Regions from separate parts of the Homo sapiens genome. Here all the other regions are linked to region 1. A link is an interaction called in ENCODE POLR2A ChIA-PET data of the cell type or tissue named here. Cell type or tissue: GM12878. All regions are shown on one strand. Each heading gives the region's core, and the rest is flanking DNA. Links, peaks and the distances in the headings are about the cores only. Region 1 has its middle 20 kb from the start of SF3B5. Region 2 overlaps PLAGL1 (PLAG1 like zinc finger 1). Region 3 overlaps UTRN (utrophin).

Region 1 (5,620 bases), core at 819-4,818:
TATAATAGAAGCATATAAGCATATCCATACTAGCACATAAAGCATATAATAGTGTTATAATGTGATCATAACACTAGCAAAATTGATGGTCATAGCTTGGTGTTGTATAAAACCCATACTGTATTCAAATTTTCTCTATTGTCTCAAAAATGTGTTCTTACAACTGTTTTTTTTGGGGAGGGAGGGGTATTGTTTTGTTTTATTTTAATCAGGGACCACACAAGTTCTACCCAATGCATTTTGTTGTTATTGCTCATAACTCCTTTTTAGTCTTTTTATTTTCCATGCCATTAACTTGTGGAAGAAACCAGATCCATAATATTCAAACATCCCACATTCTGCATTTGTCTGTTTACTTCCTTGTGGTACAGTTTAACAACTTGTTCCTCTATTCTCATCGTTTCTGTAAACCGATGCCACTGTTTTGTTTTTTGCATTTTGTATATTTTTCCCACTGCGTGTGAGTCACTCAAAAAAATACATCTTTCAGTGATGCCTTTTTTCCTGGATTCATCTCAGTTGGGTTTTAATCTTTCAATAGATACCAATTATGATGAATTAGTCATATTCTAATGATTTCCCTAAGAATAGATTGATGCATTAATAAGGGATCTGACAACACATAAACATGGGTTGAATAAAAGAAAATTATTTTAGAAAAATTCAGGAAATGATTATAATTGTTTTATATAGCTAAGTTCTTTGATTCAGTATGCGGTACTGTAAGAACATTCTCTGCGGTATTATGAGATATATATAAATATATATATTGGTTTTTGTCCACTGTTCCTGGTTCATACCTCCCATAAGCCCTTGCTACAGTCTTTGTTCTAATGTTGGGTGTATTTGGCCTCAGGGATAGGCCTCTGCCTTTCTCCTGCCTTCCTTTCACTCTCCTGTTTCCCCGCCTGTCTGATAGTGGGTGGGTCTTAAAACCCTCCCAGGAGAGGGTCTCACTCTACACCCTGGGGTAAGGAAAGCTGATGTTTTGAAGCTTTCATAAAAAACCCAAGAGGACGGGTTCAGAGAGCTTCCAGGTAGCTGAACACACTGAGGTGCCTGCAGGTTGGCCTCCAGGGAGGGCATGGACGCTCCACGTCCCTTCCCCATACGTCACCCTACATGCCTCTTCATCTATATTCTTTGCAGTATCCTTTATAATAAACTGGTAAGTGTAAATAAGTGTTTTCCTGAGTTCTGTGAGTGGCTCCAGCAAATTAATTGAACCCAAAGAAAGGGTCATGGAACTTGCGACTGATGTGTGTGTAAGGGGAGGCAATCTTGGGACTCAGCCCTCAGCCTGTGGGATCTGACACTGTCTTAGGGTAAATGGTGTCAGAACTGGATTGGAGGACACCCAGGTTGTGTCTATTACTTGGTGTGTGGGAAAAAAAAAAAAAAAAACCCACACATTTGATCACAGAGTCTTCTGTGTTGACTGTTGTGTAAGAGTAGAGGAAAAATGTGGTTAGAGAGAGTTTTCTCTACTACATTCTCTTTTTCAAAATTTACTCATTTAAAATAAATAAAATACCTTCACATATCAATTATCATTTTTGATCATGAGAGCTGGGTTTTGAAGTTTATAGAAGTAAAGAAGCACTAGGCCGGGCACAGTGGCTCATGCCTGTAATCCCAGCACTTTGAAAGGCTGAGGCGGGTGGATCACCTAAGGTCATGAGTTCGAGACCAGCCTGGGCAACATGGTGAAACCCCTGTCCCTACTAAAAATACAAACATTAGCTGGGCGTGGTAGCGGGCACCTATAATCCCAGCTACTCAGGAGGCTGAGGCAAGAGAATCACTTGTACCTGGGAGGTGGAGGTTGCAGTGAGCCAAGATCATGCCACTGCACTCCAGCCTGGGCGACAGACCAAGCTCTGTCTCAAAAAAAAAAAAAAAAAAGGTAAAGAAGCACTTATTTTTGAGTGACTGGAGGGCTTTAACTTATGTCTGTGCAGACGTGTTATACTTAATAGTGTATGTGGGCAATCTTGTGTTTTAAACTGAAGCTCAATAAGGTGATTTATTTCCCAAGTATATATAGATATTATAGTCATATTTTTATCATAAATATATATAACTTTTTTATACAGATACAGTTTCTAAATATTTTCTCTACACTCAATAATATGAAAATTTCATAAAGGATATTATAATTACATTTATTGAGTACCTACAATATGCCATTTATATGTTTACACTCTTTATATGTAATAAGCCTTTTAGACTTTACAAAAATCCTATGAAATAGGCTTTAGAATTATTCTCGTTTAATAAGGAAGCAGAGGCAAAAATCAGTTAGGTCCCTTTTCCAAGGGCTTTCAGGTCCAGGATTTGAATCTAGGTAGCTTAGCCCTCTTGGTCTTTGCCCTTAATTTCCATGCTGTGCAAAGTTTGCATTAAAGTAGGCTAAGTGGGGAGGTGGGCGGAAGCAACTCATCAGGTCTCAGCCTGTGTAGGCCAGTGCCCACTTCCAGAGTGACCCCAGGAAACTTCTCCAGTTACAGAGGGGCTTTAGGGAATCCCCGTCCAAATAGGGCAGTGTGGGATAGACCCGAGAAAGCTGTTGAAGAACAGTGGAAATCCCCTGCCATCAAGAGATTTGAAAGAGTCTAGCATTTTCCTCTTTTGTCTCTTCAGATGGAACTAGTCCATTAGTTTATAGCAACTGCAGCAGGTCACAAAATAATGGGTATAAGTGCCCTTGGAGGAATCTAGACCAGCTCTGTGTAAGCTTAGCCACATTATCTTGGTCCACCATGCCTTTCAAAAACACTAAAGAGAGTGGAGTTTGCATTTTGAAGATCAGCTTAGAGTGAAATGACTTAGGTGAAAAGTTGCTTGTTACACTTGGCCTTTTTGTCCTTCATGCTGAATATTTCATTTTAGATCTTCAAAGACTTCTGTAAAGAAAGCTCTTCTAGATTAAGAAGACATTGTATTAAAGTTGCAATTGGATTGGTTGGGTTTTGTTTTGTTGCAAAAACACCTCTCTGTATCTGAAACCTCTCGACACCACCCGGAAAACTGTTGCTGAGATTATTTGTATTAGTTTGCTAGGGCTGCTGGAACAGAGTCCTGGTGGCTTACATTAACCAACACTTATTGTCTCACAGCTCTGGAGGCTAGAAGCCTGAGATCAAGCTGTTGCCAGGGTTGGTTCTGTCTGAGGCCTGGGAGGAAGAATCTGTTCCACAGCTGCCTGTTAGCTTCTGATAGTTTGCTGGCAATCTTTGGTGTCCCTTGGCTGGTAGATGCATCACCTAATCTCTATCTTCATGCTCACATTGTGTTCTTCCTATGTGCACATCTGTTTATGTGGCCAAATATTTCCTCTTTATAAAGGCACCAGTCATATTGTATTAAGATTCATCTTAATGACCTCAGTTTTAACTTTATTGCTTCTTAAAGACTATTACGTTTAGAGTATTTGTCCCCTCCAAAACTCATGTTGAAACTTAATCCCCAATGTGACTGTATTGAGAAGTGGGGCCTATAAGAGGTGATTGGGTCATAAGGGCCATGCTCTCATGAATGGATTAATCAATTCATAGGTTAGCGGATTAATCCACTCATAGATTAATGGATTAACGGGTTATCATGAGAGTAGAACTGATGGCTTTATAAGAAGAGGAAGAGAGACCTGAGGTAGCACAGTCAGCCCCCTCATCATGTGATGCCCTGTACCACCTCAGGACTCTGCAGAGAGTCCCCACAAGCAAGAAGGTTCTTACCAAATGCAGCCCCTTGGCTTTGAACTTCTCAGCCTCCATAACTATAAGAAATATTTCTTTCTTTGTAAGTTACCCAGTTTGAGGTATTCTCTTATTAGCAACAGAAAATGGATTAATGCAAAGACCCTATTTCCAAATAGGGTCACATTCCAAGTGAGGTACTCTGGGTTAGGACTTCACACTATTTTTAGGGGGGGGCACAATTCAACCCATAACACTATTTTTTGTTGTTGAAATTAATGTTTTGTTCTTCTATTTCCTTCTATTATTTTTATTTCTATTTATTTCTTAGATTATTGGCTGTGTTTTTATTTTTCAATGACAGAATTTTCTCCTCCATTCTGTCCCCTGTCCCCTCCACCGCCCTTGCCCTTTCCTGTCTGTCCAATTCTTTCTGCACATTGATTCTGGGTTAAACTTGTAGCGGCACAACGTTGAACAAGTAAATCTCTGCACAAAAATTCCCATTGCCCCCAGAATTGAGTCTCGGCTTCTTGGGTTGGCATTTTGGGCTCTTTTACAATCTGGCCTCCAACAGAGCTTCCCTTAAGAATGCTCTGCTCTTGACTGGCTTTCTTCTAAGATACATATTTATACTTCCACTTTTTCTTACCTTCTATTCTCTTTTTTCTAGAATACCCTCTCTCATTTATCTTTGTTGACCTGAGCCATATCCTTACTTAAATGCCAAGTTCAAGAACTACTTCTTTCAGAAGAGAGTCCCTATTCATTTCTAGGGGTCTGCTCTCTGCCAGTTATCACTACCTCTTCAGAAACCTTGAGCCATTCACTTGTCTTCTTTTATCTCCTCTCTTGTAGTAAATGCTGTATATAAGACACAGTAAATAGATGCTGATATGGTTTGGCTGTGTCTCCCACCCAAATCTCATCCTAAATTGTAGCTCCCATAATTCTCACATCTTGTGGAAGGGATCCAGTGGGAAATAATTGAATCACATGAGCGGTTTCCCCGATACTGTTTTCATGGTAGTGAATAAGTCTCATGAGATCTGTTGATTTTATAAGGGGTTTCCCCTTTTGCTTGGCTCTCTTTCTCTCTTGCTTGCTGCCATGTAAGATGCGCCTTTCACCTTCCACCTTCCACCATGATTGTGAGGTCTCCCCAGCCACGTGGAACTGTGAGTTCATTAAACCTCTTTTTCTTTATAAATTATCCAGTCGCAGGTATGTCTTTATCAGCAGTGTGAAAACAGACTAATACAGATGCCTTCACTTTTCAATTAGAGTATAAATTCCTTAAAGGCAAGGTTTATGTGATTTACTTCTATGTTCTTTTTTATTTTTGTATCCTTACCATCCTGACAAAAACTGGTACTTTATTTCATCAAGTCTAAAATGCTATCAGATGTAGGATGCACCATTATTTTATATACCAGTAGGAGGAAAAAATGTGACTGCTTAACTGAAGGCACAATGCTTTCTTATATTCTTTGTGGTATCAAGAGTGTTGATGACACAGCATTTCTTAAAAGACTTCGTAAAAGAACTAAAAGCCATTGGTGCTGAGCTGTTGAGCTGACTGTGCAAGTATAGAGCAAGAGCTTTTTGACCCTTGCTTCAGAAATGTTGCTAAACATATCAGATTCACTACTTGTCCCTACCCCTCTTCCCATTACAATTTGGGTTCTGAGAGCTAAGAAAATGATCCCATATTTGTCTCCGGATTTTTTCTCAAGCTGCTGACACCCCTTTGGACAGGTCTTGATTTTGGAGTTTTTAATATTTGGGTAAGCACAGTCAAGCCGTGTCATGACTGCCATTGGGCCAACAGTGATTATATGATGCTGCCTGATTTTGGAGATATAAAGATGTGAAGAGAAAACATGTACATCTTAAAATACAGCAAATGCAGTACATAGCAT
Region 2 (5,620 bases), core at 964-4,963, 120 kb before region 1:
TAATACTAATTGCAAAGTTGGTCCTCAGAACTAAGTTAGTTATATAATAGTGAACATTCTTTAATTTCTTCAGAGAGTCCTTAATGAACTCAAATTCATAATTTTTAATCACCGTAACTATGTATTTCTTCCATATGGGCCTTAGAATACAAATATTTGTTTTCATGATATAATAATAAACTTCTGTAAAAACAAGACTGTCTACCCCAACAGACTATAAACGCTTTGTGGCTGAGGGTCAAAGCTTAGCTATTAAAAAACGACAACAACAACAACAACAACTGTGGGTATATACAACATCTCTCATCACCACGCACTTGATCAGTTCAAAGGCTGTTTACTGATGAGTCCAATCTTTGGTTGAAACCCAATGCACTTTCTGGCCACATCCTTAAAACAATTTATGACAACTTTCTATTATCTGGCAGGCCACCAACGATCCTAACAGAACTTACAGAGCAATGGTCCTGATGCGAGTCATTCTGTTCTGTGACTTGACATAGAAATTGCATTTGAGTCTTAAATACGGTGCTATTTCAACACCTGTCACCCTAGAAAGATAGTAAGTCTTACCCCAAAACATCTCAGGACATAATTTTCAGTCCCCTTGATTCTAAAAATACTGAGTGATACAGATCTGCCAGTATGCCAAAGAAGGCTTGTGCCATCTGCTTCGTTCTGCTCATGTTGATTATTTTGGGGATGAGAGAGGATCAGACGGGAAGAAGAACATATATATATGGTAACAGCCAGGAAAGACTGTGTTCCCAGGGGACAGGGGTATACGAGGGTGGAGGGGGGAGTCAGAACACAACTGTAGTTCCAGGACTTCTCCAGTGCTACATAACACATCATCTAATGGGGCACAACTGCTTTACAACATTCTTAAAATAAACTGTGACTTCTGGCATCTATTTCCATTGTCCTCAGTGACACAATCAATGCAAGGCCCATTTCTGAGAGGAAAGTGAATTTCCACTTTTGGTCTTCCAACAAGGGTGTTTTTCTCAATATCAGTTCTTTGAAGGACTTTGGTAGCAGTCTCTATCAAATTTAAAAAAGCTATTTAGAAATGTCATCAGGAGAAAGATGATATCCAGAACCTCCAGGTAGTCATGGCTGCCATGGCTGCAGACCTCACTCCCATCATGGCCGGAAGGCAAGGCCAAGGATCACTCCACTTGCTGTTTCCTTAAAGTGCTACTTTCTCTCACGCTTCTGGCTTTCTCCCTCCTGGAATGTCCTGGGAACCCTTGTCTACCTGGCAAACTTCTACTTTTCTCTGTCACTGCCAGGCAGAGGCACGAGTTCCTCCTCCACACGGTGAGGTGTTTACTCAATGGCCCAGTAGAGATCTCCACCTTAATATGTTTGAAGAGCTTTCACTCTAGTTTATCCTCATTGTAGGAAGCACTACCTGCCCTTCTATTCTGCTCTGAGAGAGCCACCTGCTGAGCCATCAGGTTTGTTGCCTATAGATTCTTTTCAGCTGTCACCTTGAAAGACTGAATTTTGTTAACCCAGTGACTAAGCTCTTACTTTCTAAGAAATGAGGCTTAAGATAAACAAGAAAGACAAAGTGAATTATTTCTCTAATATTCAGGGAAAAAATTGAGAAAGCTGTCCAGATGATTATGCTACAGCTTTGGAACATCAAATCCACATCCTAGCCAGAACATCTGAAAAGGGACAGGGTGTGTTCTGTTTACAAATAGTGTAATATTTGGTTAAAGATGGCCAACTGAATAAAAGCATGTAGCTCCAGTCTCTCTGAAAATTCTACTAAAACAGTAATAGTGGGATTTTTCTAAAACACAGCCTAATATAAAAGGGAGAAAACAACAAATTTTGGAAGCTGAAAAGCAGGTAAACAAGCAGTGATCGACTTGGCCATCCTAAGAAAGCTAAAGTTTAAGCCAGCATTAAGAGGCAACAAAACAACCTGCTATACCCTGAAGCATCTACCATATGTCTCTGCAATTTGGTACAGTAGGTACTTCTGGAAGTGAGGATGGAAACAGGTATGAAAGCAGCAGGTGAAAGTCTGTTAGTGAAGCACTGAGCCCTCCTGACCTCTCCTGATGCCTGCAGTGGGGTGCCTGCCCTTCCTTCCCCTAGCACAAGTGCTCGCTATGGAGACTGTATGAAAGTGGGGGAGTAGCCTGACACAGGGTGAATGTCCTCTCTCTCAGGGCAGGAGGATGGAGGAGTCTTCCCTGGGAAGCTGACCAGCCCAAGAGAAAAGAGCAAACCATAAGGACAAAGGGGGTTTCCTCCAGGGGTCGCCACCTTACCCTATACAAGGCCCCAGCTGACAAGCCCCACCTAAGTATACAAAGCTCCCATCAGCTCTTTACTGGCTTGACTCACAAATTAGTAGGCCAAGGATCACCAGAAATCAGAGGAAGGCACTTAATAGGGAAAACTGACACAAAAAGTAACGGGGAAAAAAAGACTACGGGGGGAAGGAAACTTCAAAAATAATAATCATTAATATCCTAGAGAGAACAGAGGTCCTTAAAAGAAGAGCAGGATATTATTTTTTAAAGAGGACAACACCAACAAAAAGGCAGTGGCAGTGCAAGACCCCAGGGGCTGGGACAGGCATTTGAGTCAAACTTGCAAGGGGAACACTTGAGAACCCAGAGAGCATCTGAGAGTCAACACCATGAGGCAGCCTCTTATAACTCAGCTAATATAATCCAGAGACTAACATTCATTGACTAAATGGTTAAAATATGTATCATTTCACCAAGAAACATGAAAGGAGAGGAGATGATTTTTAAACTAACAAAACAGAGTATACTATCTTCATCACATGACAAAGTTACCTATTATCATTGCTTGCATGAAACATTCATGTATTAGAAGTCATGGATAATACGATACAGTAAGACAATAAACTAATGAAAGGCATAAAATTGGAATGGAATAATTATTTATTTGCAGAGGAATGTCGATATAGAAAATCCCAAAGAATCCACACACAAGATTAGAAAGCCTGGCAAGGTGTTTGATTATAAAAATCAAACTACACAAACAGCTGCATTTCTAAATATCCACAAACAGAAATATAGTTTAAATACCATCATATTAGCCAGAAAATAAAGACAGGTAACTAGTGCCCAGCCAAAGGGAAAGAGACAATATGCAAGACTGGAATCATGGACAGGATATATTCAAAGATGTGTTTCCTCAGGAATGAATGGACAGAATACAATTACATTGCTCTATAATGACATATGCATGAAAACAGATAAATAGAAGTGAAAATCATTACTAAAACTTGAGGTGGTGGTTGTCTAGGCAGTGACCATCTCTTGCTTGGGAGATCAAGAAAGGTGTCACAGAGAAGTAAAAGTTGAAGCTAGCGTAGAAGTTTACAACGTGTTCAAGAGGGAGGTGGTCTATTTCAGGCCAAGGGAATGAATCCAACCACCTGGAGAATAAGTGGTTCAGTAAGACTGGAATACAGGTGCAGATGTGGGCAAAGGAGAAAACAGGCTAGAGAGATGGAGAATCGTGAAGGGTCCACTCTACAAGGGGAAGGTGGGCTTTTTTGTCATAAATTGTTTTTAGCAGATTGATCTATTTAGTCAAGTCCAGCCACAAACTCTTGAATTTATGTGGAGATGCAGTGAGGAGGGCGGGAAGAGAAGAGGTAGAAATAGGTAGAGAATGCCAATAAAATGCTGTGAGGAATGGGAAGAGGCAGTGGGGAAAGCCTCAGCCTGTGATTGTGAGCCTCAAAGGGCCACAGAAAACTGACAAAACCAAACTACCAAGGGGAAAGGACGACCCAGGCGCTCACCACCAGGGAGCTGGGCAATGGGGACCGATCAGAAGCAGTGGACTTGCCACCAGATTTCACTTTTTGATGGTAACTCTGGCAGGGACGTATAAGACATGCTGGAGGGTGGTGGGCTGGATAATGAGATCATTTAGGCTTCTGCCAGATCTCAGAAGAGAGAACACAGGCCTGCACAAGGAGAGAGGGCAGGTTCCAGTGACACTCTGTAAACAGAATAACTGGATTAGGACTGAGGTTAGGGGAAAGAGGGAATGGTGGTGGCAGAGAGAGGTTTTCTTCTGCATCCCAGAAGAAAAACTCAGCAAAAAATAAGCGTTAGGAGTTCATTTTTAGACATGCTGGGCTTAATGGTGCCTAATGGGCATTCGGGCCAGCAAGGAGACGTGAAGCGTGGAGTGGCTCAGGAGCTCTTCTAGTCTAGGGAAGCGGATGCCTTTCTGAACCTAACTTATACAGGCGATTTTATAAGTTACTCTGAGCTTTCCATGGGTGGCCTCATATCCTGTCAGTGACTCACGTGTTCAACCTTGATCACCAATGTTTTCCTCCTAGAGTGGTTTGGTCAAGTGGGCTAGCCCTGGGGGTAAGGAGGAATTTGTTTTCTTTATGGCAGGCTGCAGCTAGACTGAGACTCCCTTAGGTCATCTACTCTGCACTGTAGCCCGGATGGAAGCAGCCTTGTGGGGGCATGGAATTCTCAGAGCTCCAAAGACAGAAGCAGCCTTCTGCCTCAAAATCCCCCCAGCTCCTCTTGGATAAGATGGTCTACTGATAGGCCTATGGTGATAAAAATGAGCAAAATGAGAATTAAGTCTGAGTTCAAAAACTTGATGTTGGTAAATAACTTCTAGATGGTGATAGTACAAACAAGATCCTAATAAACAAACAAACAAACAAACCCAAAACAAAAATCTTTTGGTTATCTCTTCTACTAGAAGAAGGTAGGCTTTTTATAGATGGGAGCTTTTCTTTGCTATATTTAGCAGATTGAAGATATCTAACCTATTGAGTCAAGCCTAGCCCCTGACTGCATCTACATGGAGATGGAGTGAGGTGGTAGAGGTAGAGGATGCCAATAAAACGTTCTCAACTGAAACAGGAAGAAGTCCAGAGAAGCTATGGAAAAGGCAAAAGCCAATGAATGTGAGCCTTGGAGAGCCACAGAGGACTGAGAGATGCTGAACTACCAAGGGGGAAGGGATGACTCTGATGAGCAGGGAGCTGGGATCTGTCACCCCAGAAGTGCTTCATCTCTCACAGGTCTGGGGCCCCTTCCACCACTGGCCTTCCTCATCCATATAGCACGGAAGCAAGGGGCTGGGACAGCCAGGATCCCCACGAAAGGGCCAAAGGCCTTCTTCCAGATGGGTCATCCAGTATAGTACCCACCAGGGGGAACGGAGGAAAAGAAATATTGTTGCAGACTCTTGGATCTTTGACAGGCCTCCTCACCTCTCCCCACCATATGCATTGTATTTTTAAATAGAAACAGTCACAAAAAAATAGACAAATGTCTACAAGTAAAATAGATGTGTGCATTGAGAAAGGCAAGGGTTAAGTCCAGGCCTGGTTCTCAAGCTGAGATGGGACTGCCTTGTTTGAAGAGGACTATTTATGAATGAAGACTCTCAGGAGTCTGGTGGGGGGGTGAGGGGTGGAGAGCAACTCCCAAAATCCAGACAAGAGCCTTTGGTATTAGGGGAAGATTTTCTAATTGTTACAGTCAGGAATGGGGATCATTCCTTTATGATAGCTGAAAATACATCCCCCTCCTCACTCCCTAGAAACCCTTGAGTCTCGCCTTTAGGC
Region 3 (5,620 bases), core at 729-4,728, 300 kb after region 1:
TTGTTTTTTGGCCTTAGGAAAGAGAAACATATCTTTACCATTAAGGAATATACATGATAAGCATGGCTGGGTGGCTCAGGCCTGTAATCCCAGCGCTTTGGGAGGCCGAGGTAGGCGGATTGCCTGAGATCAGGAGTTTTAGATCAGCCTGACCAACATGATGAAACCCCATCTCTACTTTAAAAATGCAAAAATTAGCTGGGTGTGGTGGTGCACGCCTGTAGTCCCAGCTACTCAGGAGGCTGAGGCAGGAGAGTCGCTTGAACCTGGGAGGAGGAGGTTGCAGTGAGCCCAAATCATGCCCTTGCACTCCAGCCTGGGCAACTCCGTCGCAAAAAAAGAAAAAAAAAGGATTATAAATGAATAAATGATAAGGTTTTTTAAAGTTAGGGTCCGTTTAGTGGCAGTTTGGAAATTACAGATCAGGATCTAAGAGAGCTCTAATGACAGTTCTTTTGTGACTTACAAGGTGTCTTTTTACTGTGTTTGACTTAAGGGATTTTGTTTTGTTTGGTTTATCTTTTAATTTCTGTTTTGACCTTTCATAAAATGAGACCTTATAGAATTCTCTTAAGATAGTGTTCATAAACTTTTTTTGGATTGAGAGGTCTTTAAAAAAATTGATGTGGAGGTTATAGAATTTCTGCCTGTGCTCAAATTCACATATGTGAGGACATGCATTATTTTTCTCATAACTTTAAGAAGTTTGGGAAGTCACTAAAACTTACCCAGATCTGTTCATTCGTTCATTTGATTCATATTTGTTTATTCATTTCTATGGCTTATAAGGTTTGTAGGACCATCTGACAGAGTGCTACCCTTAGTTGTTTTCTTTCTTTTTAAATACAATATTGTGTAGTTGTATTTTAAAAGTCAAACATTTCATCACATAAAAATTATAACCTGGGCTGGGCATGGTGGCTCACGCCTGTAATCCCAGCACTTTGGGAGGCTGAAGTGGGCAGATCACGAGGTCAAGAGATCGAGACCATCCTGGCCAACATGGTAAAACCCCGTCTTTACTAAAAATACAAAAATTAGCTGATTGTGGTGGCGCGTGCCTCTAGTCCCAGCTACTGGGAGGTTGAGGCAGGAGAATCGCTTGAACCTAGGAGGTTGAGGTTGCAGTGAGCTGAGATCGTGCCACTGCACTCCAGCCTGGCAACAGAGCGAGACTCTGTCTCAAAAAAGAAAACAAAACAGAAAACAAATTACACCCTACTCCTAGTGGGGAACCCTCTGATATGGTTTGGTTGTGTCCCCACACAAATCTCATCTTGAATTGTATCTCCCATAATTCCCACATGTTGTGGGAGGAAACTGGTGGGAGGTAATTGAATTATGAGGGCAGGTTTTTCCCGTGCTATTCTTGTGATATTGAAGTCTCATGAGATCTAATGGTTTTATAAAGGGCAGTTCCCCTGCACATGGTCTCTTGCCTGCCACCATGTAAGACATGCCTTTGCTCCTCCTTCACCTTCTGCCATGATTGCAAGGCCTCCCCAGCCATGTGGAACTGTGAGTCCATTAAACCTCTTTTTCTTTATAAATTACCCAGTCTTGGGTATTTCTTCACAGCAGTATGAAAATGGACTAATGCAAGAAATTTGTACTGGTAGAGTTGGGTACTGCTAATTAAGATACCTGACAATGTGGAAGTGACTTTGGAACTGGGTAACAGGCAGAGCTTTGAAGAACTTGGAGGGCTTCCCAGGAAGATGTTAATCCCCAAGACAGTGGGGAAAATGGCTCCAGGGCATGTCAGAGGTCTTCACGGCAGCCCCTCCCATCCCAAGCCAGGAGGTCTAGGAGGGAAAAATGGTTTAGTGGGCCAGGCCCAGGGCCCTGCTGCTTTGTGCAGTCCTGGGACTTGGTGCCCTGTGTCCCAGCCATGGCTACAAGGGGCCAACGTATAGCTCAGGCCGTTGATTCAAAGGGTGCAAGCCCCAACCCTGGGAGGCTTATGCATGGTGTTGGACCTGTAGGTGCACAGAAGTCAAGAATTGAGGTTTGGGAACCTCCACTTAGATTTCAGAGGATGTATGGAAATGCCTGGATGTCCAGGCAGAGGTGTGTTGCAGGGGCAGAGCCCTAATGGAGAACCTCTGCTAGGGCAGCGTGGAAGGGACACGTGAGGTGGGAGCCCCCGCACAGAATTCCCACTGGGGAACTGCCTAATGGAGCTGTGAGAAGAGGGCCATCATCCTTCAGACCCCAGAATGGTAGATCCACTGACAGCTAACATCGTGCACCTGGAAAAGCCACAGACAATGCCAGCCCGTGAAAGCAGCCAGGAGGGTCTGTACCCTGCAAAACCACAGGGTCGGAGCTGCCCAAGACCATGGGAACCCACCTCTTGCATCAGCATTACCTGGATTTGAGACATGGAGTCAAAGGAGATCATTTTGGAGCTTTATGATTTGACTGTCCTCCTGGATTTCAGACTTACATGGGGCCTGTATTCGTACTGAAAATCAAGATCAAGTGAGCTTTTGCCCTTTTGCTCCATGGGATGTTTCTGTCCTCCCTGAGCTCACCTTAAGACACCTGCATTACTGTTTGACAGGTGTACTGCCCCAGTCAAACTCCCCACCTAGCACTGTCCCCAGTCCCCTGACTCATCCCTGCAAGGGGGCCTCCCACTTATTCTACACCTCTCATGTCTCTTCACTGTGCCAGAATAGAGTCAAGTTCAACAGGGTCTTCTCTCCCCACTGACTTTTTTTGTTTATGTGCATTTACTAACGTGAGTATTAAAATATGAATTTATATTGCCTATTTTTAATAAATACAAGATGATATTATTTATATTGTTTACAGGTTTTGTTTTTCCTTAGCTAAATATACTGAATTCCTTTCCATGCCAGTATTAGTAGATCTAGCATGCTTTTTTAAATCCCCCTATTACCCATTATTTACCATGAACCTAATTCTACAGACATACTAAAGTTCTTTGCAGATTAACTTTTATTTATTTTATTTATGTGCTTATGTTTTTGAGACGGAGTTTCACTTTTGTTGCCCAGGCTGGAGTGCAATGGCGCAATCTCGGCTCACCGCAACCTCCGCCTCCCAGGTTCAAGCAATTCTCCTGCCTCAGCCTCCCGAGTAGCTGGGATTACAGGCACGCACCACCACACCTGGCTAATTTTGTATTTTTAGTAGAGATGGGGTTTCTCCATGTTGAGGCTGGTCTTGAACTCCTGACCTCAGGTGATCTGCCGTCCTCGGCCTCCCAAAGCGCTGGGATTACAGGCATGAGCCACTGCGCCTGGCCGCAGATTAACTTTTATATTTCACATAGCTGGTGGCAGAAATAAGGGTAGAAGAAGGAGTGACAGATTGGAGTGATATCTTAGTTGCTAAAACTCTGCTTTGTTCATCATCTCAGAGAGTGGGTGCGTAGGGCTGGGGAGGCATACATTCTGAAAAGAGGGGGTTGTTGACTAAGAAATAGGCCTCCACCTAACAAAACACCCACTGTGACTATTTACAATGTTTGCATCTCAGCAAAAATACCATTTGTATTCTGAATTCCTTTGTTTCAACTACATAACTCAATAAGAAAGAAAGTTTCCTACAATTGAAAAGAATAGACAGTGTTTAAAGGCCAAGTTTTGCCTTCCTTTTAAGGCTGAATGTGCTTTATTTTAAGCCACTCTTCCTCCTCAAGTTAAGAAGGGCCTTCTGGTATTTCTGTGCAAAGCACCAGTAATACTGTTTCTTTTTAAGTTAATCATTTTTAATCCTGCTTATTTTATTTAGTGCCTATTGCTATAGCATCTAATGAGCTCAGCGCTTCTGACAGTATGTCCTATGGATGCCTGGGGGCAGATTGCCTGGGTTGGACTCTGCTCCAGTTCTTATTAGTTGTGTATGTCAGCTCTGTTTTCCCATCTGTTAAATGGGATAGTAATAGCCACAATAATACCTCATGGCTGTTGTGAGGATTAAAATAAGAAAATGCAAGTGAAAGACAGTCCAGAGGATGGGAGAAAATATTTGCAAATTAGGTATCTGCTAAAGGTCTAGTATCCGCAATAGATAAAGAAGTCTTTTTATTTTTTATTTTATTTTTTTTTGAGATGGAGTCTTGCTTTGTCACCCAGACTGGAGTGCAGTGGTGTGATCTCGGCTCACTGCAACCTCTGCCTCCCAGGTTCAAGCGATTCTCCTCCCTCAACCTCCCAAGTAGCTGGTATTACAGGCATGCACCACCATGCCTGGCTAATTTTGGCTAATTTTTCTATTTTTGTAGAGACGTGTTTCAGCATGTTGGCCCGGCTGGTCTTGAACTCTGGACCTCAGGTGATATGCTCACCTTAGCCTCTTAAAGTGCTGAGATTATAGGCGTGAGTCATCATGTCCAGCCAAGAATTCTTATAACTCAACAATCTAAAGACAACCCAATTGAAAAATGAGCAAAGGAATAGATATTTCTCCAGAAAAGATAAACAATTGGCTAATAATTATTGCCCATGAAAAGATGGTCAACATCATTAGTCACTTAGGGAAATGCAAATCAAAACCATAGCGAAATTTTTCTACTTTGTGCCCACTGGTATGGCTGTAATAAAAATGGAAAGAAATACGTGTTGGCAAGGATGTGGGAAAATTAGAACCTTATATTGCTTGTGAAAATGTAAAATAGTGTAGCAGTTTTGGAAAATATTTTGGCAGTTCTACAAAAAGTTAAGCTTTGAGTTATCATATAACTCAGTAATTTCTCTCTAAGTTTTCTGCCCAAGAAAACTGAAAACATATGTTCACACAAAAACTTGTACATGGATATTCATAACAGCATTATTCATAATAGGCAAAAAGTGGAAACAACCAAAATGCCCATCAGCCGACGAATGGATCAACAAAATATGGTCATTTCATATAATGGAGTATTATTCAGCCATACAGGAAATACAGGACTGATACAAGCTGCAACATGCATGGGCCTTGAAAACATAATGCTAAGTGAAAGACGTCTGGCACAAAAGGTGACATATCCTATGATTCCATTTATATGAAATGTCTGCCACTGGAAAATCCATAAAGAGAGAAAGTAGGCTAGTGGTTTATTAGGGCTCAGAGGCTGGCAGGGAATGGGGGAGTAACTGCTAATGGGTTTCTTTCTGGGGTGATGAAAGTGTCTGGAATTAAGATTGGATGATTGTCGCACAACTTTGTGCATACAGTAAAAAACCACAGAATCGTACATCCGTTAAATCCGGATGGATTTTATGGCGTGTGAATTACATCCCAATGACAAAAAATAGGATAATAGCTGGGAGGTGGTACCATGCCCCTAACATGGTAAGCACTCTATGTGTTAGTTATTTCTGCTGCTGCTGTCATCATTTTCATTGTTACTACAAAATCAATTCCATTCATTATTCCTAAAAATATCAATTTCTTATGGTTATATTATTTCTAGTTCTTTTCTTCAAATTACACAAATATTAGCCACTCAGTGCTTGCAGAATATTTTCAAAGGTCTGCATTTGTGAACAGGTCCTGGGATGGAGAGCCTTTGAATTACCGTGGGTGTATGTGTTATCCATTTGCTTACACTGCATCTTCTTACTATAAAATAAAGTACTTCTTGGCAGATCATATGGCATTTATA

What was found. ChIA-PET counts read pairs that join two places held together with the same protein. Peaks named below come from ENCODE experiments on the same cell type or tissue, not always from the same donor. Only the 100,000 strongest peaks of a DNase experiment are listed, where the experiment ranks them.
Region 2: POLR2A ChIA-PET joins it to region 1 with 6 read pairs; 4 of 35 experiments call an interaction of 5 or more read pairs at or near these places.
Region 3: POLR2A ChIA-PET joins it to region 1 with 5 read pairs; 4 of 35 experiments call an interaction of 5 or more read pairs at or near these places.

Annotation. Positions count from the first base shown.
Region 1 is chr6:144,072,842-144,078,461 of GRCh38, forward strand. No RefSeq gene overlaps it. Among named protein-coding and RNA genes, the nearest start is that of SF3B5, 20 kb to the right of the region's middle. In GM12878, for the core only: no CTCF peak of the experiment used is centred there; a DNase peak (open chromatin) is centred at 2,619; H3K27ac peaks cover 1,374 bases.
Region 2 is chr6:143,951,848-143,957,467 of GRCh38, forward strand. All of the region lies in intron 6 of PLAGL1 (PLAG1 like zinc finger 1), which reads right to left. Among named protein-coding and RNA genes, the nearest start is that of HYMAI, 54 kb to the right of the region's middle. In GM12878, for the core only: no CTCF peak of the experiment used is centred there; no DNase peak of the experiment used is centred there.
Region 3 is chr6:144,368,431-144,374,050 of GRCh38, forward strand. The region is part of intron 2 of UTRN (utrophin); the gene reads left to right. Among named protein-coding and RNA genes, the nearest start is that of SNORA98, 34 kb to the right of the region's middle. In GM12878, for the core only: no CTCF peak of the experiment used is centred there; no DNase peak of the experiment used is centred there.